Linked DNA regions of Homo sapiens: region 2 is linked to region 1. Evidence: read pairs that join two places in POLR2A ChIA-PET (ENCODE). Cell type or tissue: Panc1. All regions are shown on one strand.

Region 1 (5,000 bases):
GGAATGGGGATAACAATAGAGGGTCATAAGGTGGGGGTGAGGATTTAATGGGAAATATATGTAAATTGTCTGGCATATAAAAGTCGCTCGGTAAACAATGCTTGGTCTTCCCAGCATGGAGGGAAGTGAGCCTGAGGCAGCAGTTGGAGCAGATGGTTTGGGTTCAAGCTGATACAGACATCCATGAACTGGACAAGTTGTCATCTGAACTTAATTTTTTTTTTTTTTTTTTGGACAGGATTTTAATCTGTCACCCAGGCTGGCTTGCAGTGGTGCAATCATGGCTCATTGCAGCCTTGAACTCCTGGGCTCAAGCAGTCCTTCCACCTCAGCCCCCCAAATAGCTGGGACTACAGGTGCATGCCACTATGCCCGGCTGATTTTTTTTGTTTTGTTTTTTAGAGATGAAGTCTCCCTATGTTGCCCAGCTTGGTCTCAAACTCCTGGGCTCAAACGATCCTCCCACCTCAGTCTCCCAAAGTACTAGGATTACAGGCATGAGCCACTGTGCCCGGCCTGAATTGTCATACGAGACTTTGGAGCCAGACAAACCTGGATTTGAATCACTATTATACCACTTCCTAGCTGTGTGACTTTGGGCAGGTGACTTCACCTCTCTGAGCCTCAATTTCCTTATCGATAAAATGAAAATCATAATTGTTTTTATTTAATAATTTTAGAAAATAGAGATGGGGTCGGCCAGGCGCAGTGGCTCACACCTGTAATCCCAGCACTTTGGGAGGCCGAGGCGGGCAGATCACGAGGTCAGGAGATCGAGATCATCCTGGCTAACACGGTGAAACCCCGTCTCTACTAAAAATACAAAAAATTAGCCGCGCATGGTGGCCGGCACCTGTAGTCCCAGCTACTCAGGAGGCTGAGGCAGGAGAATGGCGTAGACCCAGGAGGCAGAGGTTGCAGTGAGCCGAGATCGCAGCACTACACTCCAGCCTGGGCAACAGAGTGAGACTTTGTCTCAAAAAAAAAATAGAAATGGGGTCTTGCTGTGTTGCCCAGGCTGGTCTAGGACTCCTGGACTCAGCACCTCAGCCTCCCAAAGTGCTGGAATTACAGGCGTGAGCCACCAGGCCTGGCCATAATTGTTTTTATTTTCCAGATATGTTCAAATTAAATGTGATCATAAATATGAAACACTTAGCACAGTGATTGCTTGAAGGTTGTCCCAAAATAGGAGCCTTAATTTTTCCTTTTAGGCAATGCAGATAAAGAAGTTGCTTTCAGAGTGGGAGGTGGTATTGTGCATTTAGTGGTAATATTAATAAGGACCAACATTTAGTGAGCATTTGCTACATGCCAGGAATGTGCAAATTGCTTTACATGCATTAACTCGTCAATCCTTATATCAGTCCTATAAATTATTTATTTATTTATTGAGACACAGTTTTGCTCTGTCGTCCAGGCTGCAGTGCAGTGGCATGATCTTGGCTCACTGCAACTTCTGCCTCCCCAGTTCAAGCAATTCTCCTGCCTCAGCCTCCCAAGTAGCTGGGATTACAAGCTTGCACCACCACGCCTGGCTAATTTTTGTATTTTTTGTAGAGACGAGGTTTCACCATGTTGGCCAGGTTGGTCGTGAACTCCAGACCTCCAGTGATCTGTCCGCCTCGGCCTCCCAAAGTACTGGAATTGCAGGCGTGAGCCACTGCGCCCAGCCTCAGTCCTATAAATTAGGTCCTGTTATTATCATCCTCATTTTACAAATGAGGGGAAAGGGCCAGGCATGGTAGCTCACACCTGTATTCCCAACAATTTGGGATGCCAAGGCAGGGGGATCGCTTGAGCCTGGGGTTCAAGACCAGCTTGGGTGACATGACAAAACCCCATCTCTATCAAAAATACAAGAATTAGCCAGTTTCCTAACCTAGGCTCAAAATAAATAAATAAATAGATAAAAATGTAAAAAACAGGGCTAGGCACAGTGGCTCATGCCTGTAATCCCAGCACTTTGGGAGGCCGAGGCGGGCGGATTGCCTGAGGTCAGGAGTTCGAGACCAGCCTGACAAACATGGTGAAACCTTGTCTCTACTAAAAATGCAAAAATTAGCTGGGCGTGGTGGCAGGCACCTGTAATCTCAGCTGCAGGCGGATCACGAGGTCAAGAGATCAAGACCATCCTGGCCAATATGGTGAAACCCCGTCTCTACTAAAAATACAAAAAAATTAGCCAGACGTGGTGGCACGCGCCTGTAGTCCCAGCTACTCGGGAGGCTGAGGCAGGAGAATCGCTTGAACCTGGGAGGCGAAGGTTGCAGTGAGCGGAGATCATGCCACTGCACTCCAGCCTGGGCGACGGAGCGAGACTCCGGCTCAAAAAACATTTTTTCTTAAATAAAAATAAAAATACAAAAACTAGCTGGGCATGGTGGTGGGCGCCTGTAATCCCAGCTACTCAGGAGGCTGAGGCAAGAGAATTGCTTGAACCCGGGAGGCAGAGGTTGCAGTGAGCCGAGATCGCGCCACTGCACTCCAGCCAAACAGAGTGAAACTCCGTTCCCCGCCCCGCCCCCACAAAAAAAAACAAAAAAACAAAAAAACAACCTAGCTGAGCCTCAGTTTTCTAACCTATAAAATGGAGTGAATAAAACTAGTCTCATGGAGCTGAAGAGAAAATACAAATGCAATGAGAGAATGTGTTAAAAAGCTATGAGCCAGCACTGGGTACGGAACTGACAGAGTGCAGTCAGCTAAGGAATTCCAGGGGGAGCAACAAAGCATAGGGACCAGGAAGAATCACCCCTCCCCTCTCCCTGACCCCCATCTGAGGGGAGAAGGGTGGAGAGCACTGTACTCAGAGCCCAGAATGATCTCCAGGTCACCCCCCTCCCTCTGGCATCCTCAGCTCTTGCTAGGTCCACAGTCTCTCTCTCTCTCTCTCTTTCTCTCGTCAAGCAAGTTCTTCACTGAGCAATCCCAGGGGGCCACGAACCTCGGTTCCAGCCAAGCTCGCAGGCTTTCCCCACCTCCACATCCTTAATCTGCAGCCTTTGCATTTGCCATTCCTTCCACCTGGAATGCTCTCTCCTCCCTGAGCGCCTTTGATGGGGAAGAGAGGGTTGCTGAGGGGAAGGATCTGGAATGATGCTCCCCCACCTCCTCACTCCCCTCCCCTGCATCCCCCACGCTGCATGCCTGACCTCCCCGCTCCCAGTGTGGGGGACAGAGGCAGTGCTGGGTGGGGGAGGAAATAGGGTGGGGGCGGGGGTACTCAGGGAAGGGTCCTCTGTGGGGTTTTTCACCTGCTTAGAAGAAGCAGACGGAAATGAAAGCTCTGGAAAAAATGCCTGCTGCTCTGCTTCCAAGGCCCCAGCTCGGTGAAGCCTCCCTGCCTTCCCACTATGCCATCTCCTCCTCTTCCTCCTCCTCCTCCTCCTCCTCCTCCTCCTCCTCCTTCAGGCAGGTTCCACAGTCAGGGAAATGGGGTGGGTGGGAGGGGCAGAGAGACCTAGGTTCAAATCCCATTCCTGCCACTTACCCAGCAAGTGACCTTAGCAAGCTGCCTGGCCTGTTTACGCCTCATTTCTTTGTAAAAGGGGACAATAATCCCTGTCTCTCAGGCTGCTGTGAGGACCAAGTGAGATGGCAGATAAAACTGCCTGGCAGGACCAAAGTGTTCAGCAATAACAGTGATAGGAAATACACAGTGCCCATGTGTACCTGGCATAGTTCTCAGCACCTTGCATATATTTACCTATTTAACTCCTGATACGGTAGATATTATTACTAACCCCAGTTTGCAGATGAGGAAACTGAGGCACAAGGAGATTTCTATAACTTGCACATGCTCACACAGCCAGTAAGGGGTAGAGCTTAATCTGTGCTCTTACTCATCACACTATGGCACATTTAGTGATAGTTCCCATGATGATGATGCTGCTGCTGATGATTATGATTTTTCTTTTTTTTTTTTTTTGAGATGGAGTCTCGCTCTGTCACCCAGGCTGGAGTGCAGTGGCATGATCTCAGCTCACTGCAATCTCCGCCTCCTGGGTTTAAGTGATTCTCACGTCTCAGCCTCCTGAGTAGCTAAGATTGCAGACACCCACCACCATGCCCAGCTAATTTTTGTATTTTTTGAAGATGGGGTTTCACCATGTTGGCCAAGCTCGTCTCGAACTCCCGACCTCGTGATCTGCCCACCTCGGCCTCCCAAAGTGCTGGGATTACAGGCGTGAGCCACCGTGCCCAGCCTGTTTTTATTGGTACTATGCCCTCAGTAAGTACCTGTTATTCTCTTTCCTCCTACCTTCAAAATCCTGCTTGAATTTTTTTTTTTTTTTTTTTTTTTTTGAGACAGAGTTTCACTCTTGTTGCCCAGGCTGGAGTGCAATGGCGCCATCTCAGCTCACCACAACCTCCGCCTCCAGGGTTCAAGCAATTCTCCTGCCTCAGGCTCCCGAGTAGCTGGGATTACAGGCATGTGCCACCACGCCTGGCTAATTTTAAATTTTTAGTAGAGACAGTGTTTCTCCATGTTGGTCAGGCTGGTCTTAAACTCCCGACCTCAGGTGATCCTCCCACCTCAGCCTCCCAAAGTGCTGGGATTACAGGTGTGAGCCACCGCACCCGGCCTGAATTATTTATTTATTTTTGTTTTTTATTTTTTTGAGACAAGGTCTCACTCTGTCGCCAGACTGGAGTGCAGTGGTGCTATCTCAGCTCACTGCAGCCTCTACCTCCTGGACTCAAGTGATTTTCCCACCTCAGCCTCCAAGTAGCTGGGACTACAGGTGCGTGCCACCATGCTCGGCAAATTTTTATTTATTTATTTATTTTTTGTAGAGACGGGGTTTTGCCATGTTGCCCAGGCTGGTCTTCTTCTTCTTCTTTTTTTAAATAGAGATGGGGGTGGGGCTGGGGGTCTTGCTATGTTGGCCAGGTTGGTCTTTAACTTTTGGCCTCAAGCAATCCTCCTGCCTTGGCCTCCCAAAGTGCTAGGATTACAAGCATGAGCCACCCGGCCCAGCCTCCCAGGCTTGTAT
Region 2 (5,000 bases), 370 kb before region 1:
CAGCCAGCTGGGGGTGGCAGCTCACGTCTGTAATCCCATCACTTTGGGAGGCCGAGGCGGGTGGATCACCTGAGGTCAGGAGTTCTAGACCACAGTGACCAACATGGCGAAACCTCGTCTCTACGAAAAATACAAAAATTAGCCAGGTGTGGTGGCAGGCGCCTCTAATCACAGCTACTCAGGAGGCTGAGGCAGGAGAATCACTTGAACCTGTTAGGCAGAGGTTGCAGTGAGCCGAGATCACACCATGGCACTCCAGCCTGGGCAATAGAGCAAAATTCCATTTCAAAAAAAAAAGATAAACTCTCCAGCACCCAGGAGACAAACACTGGACACTTGGAGAATCTGATGCAAGGCTCTGTGCAGGGGGCTTATACACACCCCCTCTCATTTCATCTCACATCCTGACCCCCAATTTGACAGATGAAGAAATCCAGGTTCAGAGAGGTAACTTGTCCAAGGCTACCTAGCTGGGAAGTGGCAGGGTCATTATTAGAACCCAGTTCTCTGAACTGCTAGTTCTTTGGGCCATGCTGCTTCAAAGAAAACAGCTTGTCAGGATCACCAGGAAGAGAATTCAAGTCTGCAATAAATATGCCTCCCCCACAAAAACAGCCATAAATAAATCTGTTCCAAGTACCTGGGCAAGCATCCTTCCCCATACCCGGGCAATCAGTCTCTCTCTGTGTTTTTCCCCATCATTCTTCCAAACAGCACTTCTATTTCTTGCTTGTTTCAATCCACATTTCAGGGGGTCCTACTATGTTGGAGAGAAAGGGTCTCACCCTCTGGGAACATCAGGTCTGGATGGGAAAGCAGGTAAAAAGCTGTCAGAAAACACAAGCAGCATACACTGGACTATCTGAGTCATGGAAAAGAGAAGACCGTGCAAGGAGGCCAAAACCCCAGGTCCAGACCCCACTCTGCCCTTTAGTAACCATGAGCTTTGCGTAAATCACTATACCATGGAATAACCTCCATTTTCTTGTCTGTAAACAAGTGAGAACAGGGACTAGACACAGGAGCACCTTGTGCACTGAAACGACTGAGAAAAGAGAGGTCAGGCAGGCTGGGGGGCCTGGGCGGCCCCTGGAGTAATAAGCAGCGATTGAGCCAGCAGCAACTGCCTTAGAGACCTGGCAAGAGAGGCTGTTCCGGAGGCAGGCATGTTGTGATAGAGGATCACAGCCTCAGCAACCCTGGCACTGGGTTACAAATCCCTCACAATGCATAGCCTCTCCCTCTCTCCTTCCTTTCTCCTCTCACCTGTCCCATCTACATCAACTCCTTGACTCCAGTGACCAGAAGTCCCCAAATCCCACCTCTAAGCAAACAGCAGGAAACTCTTCCTCACCTGGAACTTCTACCCACCTTTCAAAACTCAGTGGAGGGCCGGGCGCAGTGGCTCACACCTATAATCCCAGCACTTTGGGAGGCCGAGGTGGGTGGATCACCTGAGGTCAGGAGTTCGAGATTAGCCTGGCCAACATGGTGAAAATCCATCTCTACTAAAAATACAAAAAATTAGCTGAGTGTGCGCCTATAGTCCTAGCTACTCAGGAGAGTGAGGCATAAGAATTGCTTGAACCTGCAGGCGCAGGTTGCAGTGAGCCAAGATCGCGCCACTGCACTCCAGCCTGGGCGACAGAGTGAGACTCCATCTCAAAAATACAAAAACGAACAAACAAAAAACCCCAGTGCAGGTGTCACCTCCTCTGGGAAGCCTTCCTGGAGCCACACCCCCGCCCTCCCCAGGCTGAGTCAGGTGCCCCTCCAAACTGAGGAGCTGTGTTCGGTGCCTCAGCCAGCCTGGCATCCCAGCACACAGCTCTGGACCCCCAAAAAGTGATGCTCAGAAAACACGGGTTAAGGGAATGATGAACACTTCCTGAAGGATGTAGGACTAGAGTTTGGTCTCAAAGGTGGGTGACTAAAGGGGGAAGAGTGTGAACAAATGAAAAGAGAGGGGACCTCAAAAGCCTTTTGAGGATCCTGAAGCCTGCAGCCAGCCTGGAAATGAGAGTGAACAGTGCAGGAGATGCTGGCACACAGGCCTGACCCGGGCAGATCAAGGAAGGAACTGAGTCAAGGAGCCTGAGCCAACAGAGCAGGCCTCAGAGGGTCCCCTGACCTTCAGCCTGGCCCTGAATGCCCCATCCTAGCCTGCAGCCTGGTTCTACCACCACCAGCCTTCTCCCTGGGTCTCAAGGACCCATTTCTGTAACCCCTATACCACTCCAAGCTGGGGCAGCACCTCTTGGTAACCAGCCTGACCTTCCCAATCATCCAAGCTCTGCATAAACATTTGTTGAATAAATTTCACTCCAGCAGATTGCCCCTCCCCCTGCAGGAAAGGCACTGGATCAAGAGTCCCCATGCAGTGAAGCAGAGGATGACTCACAGGGGAGAGGGAGGGACAGGGACTGGGACCGGCAGTAAAGAGCCCGTGTTGTGTTGACAAGAGGCAGAGCTCCAACAGGCCCAACAGTGCCTGGCAAGGGAGAGGTGCCAGGCAGTGGGGTGCTTACCTGGGGAGGGGGTTACCTGGGGAAGCGGTGGGGGGCAGCTCAGGGGGTCGGCTTTACTTGGGGCAGGGGTAGGACCTCAAGCTCCAAAGACTCTCATGGCTGGATTGGGTGTCTGGTAGGTGACCATATGATACACACTGGTTTCTTTTGATTTTCTCAAAATGGAAATATATTATATTGCTTTGGTGATTTTAAATAAAACTTATGGTCATTAAAATTTTTTTCTAACAGTCATATAAGTGTTTAAGTATAAGGAAAATCATCTCACAGTGATTCTCCCCCTTCCCTTTTACCAACTATACCAGTCTCCCCCACAACCGAATTTCTGTTAAGTTTGGTATATATTCTTGAAGACTTTTCTGTATCTATAGGTTATTTAAAATTATGTGTGAATGGTAAATCACACATGCTGTGCTTCAACTGCTTCTATGGGGCAGAGACTGCACTAAGTACTGAGGCATCTCATTTAATTCTCTCAACAACCCTAATGCAGTAGGTATAATTATTATCCACTTTTTATTTTTATTGGGCTTTTTTTTTTTTAGACAGAGTCTCGCTCTGTCACCCAGGCTGGAGTGTTGGAGTGCAATGGCACAATCTTGGCTCACTGCAACCTCCGCCTCCTGGGTTCAAGTGATTCTCCTGCCTCAGCCTCCCGAGTAGCTGGGATTACAGGTGCCCACCACCACACCTGGCTAATTTTTGTGTTTTTAGTAGAGATGGGGTTTCACTATGCTGGCCAGGCTGGTCTTGGACTCCTGACCTCAGCTGATCCACCTGCCTTGGCGTCCCAAAGTGCTGGGATTACAGGCGTGAGCCACCGCGCCCAGCCCTTTTATTGGGCTTTAAAAAAAAATTTTTTTTTTGAGACGGAGTCCCGCACAGTCACCCAGGCTGGAGGGCAGTGGCACGATCTTGGCTCACTGCAACCTCCGCCTCCCGGGTTCAAGCGATTCTCCTGCCTCAGCGTCCTGAGTAGCTGGGATTACAGGTGTGTGCCACGCCCGGCTAATTTTGTATTTCAAGCCACCATCTCCCTCCTTTCCTTTCCCAGTGTCCCGGATGTGTGGCTCCCCAGCTCAGGTGCTCCGTTCCCCACTCCATCTCTATCCCTGGCCTGTCCTTGCCTCTTGCCAGACTGCTGTCAGGACTTACAGATGGTATCAGGTGCTCCAGGTACCAGTTTGCCCCACACCTGGGGTGGGGCAGAGGTGGGGGAAGAAACAGAGGCTCAGTAAGAGAGCTTCCATTTCTAGAAACTTTAGAGCCATGGGAGAGCTAGATTTTTCTTTCCTCTTTGCTGGGGGTACAGTAGAGCTTGCAAAATGCAAATCTGAGAGAAAAAAAAAATTGAGTATACCAAATATCTGTTGTTCTTAGTATTGCTTCCAGTTGAAAGTCAGTTAGCTTAGAAGCTTACCAATGTGTTAAATTCATTATATATAACTTCAACTTGCTTGAAATCTCATCCTACTTGGCTACAGAGGTGGAATATAAAGAGGTACCAGTAGGAAAGCAACACAAAAAGAAATTCTACAATTTCCAGGACAATTGCCCTGCAGAAAGCAAGTCACAGTGTCCTATTTTCAGCACTACAAGGAATGCGGGGGACCGCAAAGGAAGAACAAAACACAGGCGGCACTGGCTGGGTGGGGAAGACAGACCAGCAGCCTCTGGGAGGCAACTGGGGCCCCTTCTATCCCTAGTAGCTTTATCAGCTTTATGGGGTCTATTGTGTGCCCTCACAGCATCTGAGGGCAGTGATGAAGAAGGGGTGTTAGCCATCCTCCACTTGGACATTTTAGTGACCTCTCAGAAGGGCCAGAAAAGGATCAGTGAGAGAAAATGACTCTCAGGGGACAGAGCCTGGAGTAGGGCAGAAAAGATGGGGGGCCTTCCCAGAGGTGGGGGCATGAGCATCCTTAGGCTGGTGTGTTACGGTGTGCATGGGGTGGACTGCAGAATGGCAAATGCACAGGAGCTGGGTGCTCCTGACAGGAAATTCTTATTTTCTCGTCCCCAAACCTGCTCCTCAGGCCCCAAATTTTGGAGTTGTCCTAACTCCTTTCTTCCTCTCACTCCTGACATCCAATCCATCACCAAACCCTGCTGGTTCTGCCTTCTAGACATGAACAGACCCTGACACTTCTCACCGCCTCCACTGCTAACACCCATCCAAGCCAGCACAATCACTTGCCTGGACCACTGCAGCAGCATCCAATCAGTCTCTCTTCTCTTTTCCTTCCTTCCTTTTCTTTCTTTTTTTTTTTTTTTTTTTTTTTTTTGAGAAACAGTCTTGCTCTGTCATCTAGGCTGGAGTGCAGTGGCGCAATCTTGGCTCACTTCAACCTCCGCCTCCTGGGTTCAAGTGATTCTTGTGCCTCAGCCACCTGAGTAGCTGGCATTACAGGCACATGCTACCACACCTGGCCAATTTTTGTATTTTCAATAGAGACAGGATTTCACCATGTT

The links. Peaks named below come from ENCODE experiments on the same cell type or tissue, not always from the same donor. Only the 100,000 strongest peaks of a DNase experiment are listed, where the experiment ranks them.
Region 2: POLR2A ChIA-PET joins it to region 1 with 8 read pairs; 2 of 35 experiments call an interaction of 5 or more read pairs at or near these places.

What each region holds. Positions count from the first base shown.
Region 1 is chr1:27,493,958-27,498,957 of GRCh38, forward strand. No RefSeq gene overlaps it. Among named protein-coding and RNA genes, the nearest start is that of WASF2, 6.3 kb to the left of the region's middle. In Panc1, no CTCF peak of the experiment used is centred here; no DNase peak of the experiment used is centred here.
Region 2 is chr1:27,120,451-27,125,450 of GRCh38, forward strand. All of the region lies in intron 1 of SLC9A1 (solute carrier family 9 member A1), which reads right to left. Among named protein-coding and RNA genes, the nearest start is that of SLC9A1, 32 kb to the right of the region's middle. RefSeq lists an enhancer at 2,208-2,502. In Panc1, no CTCF peak of the experiment used is centred here; a DNase peak (open chromatin) is centred at 2,406.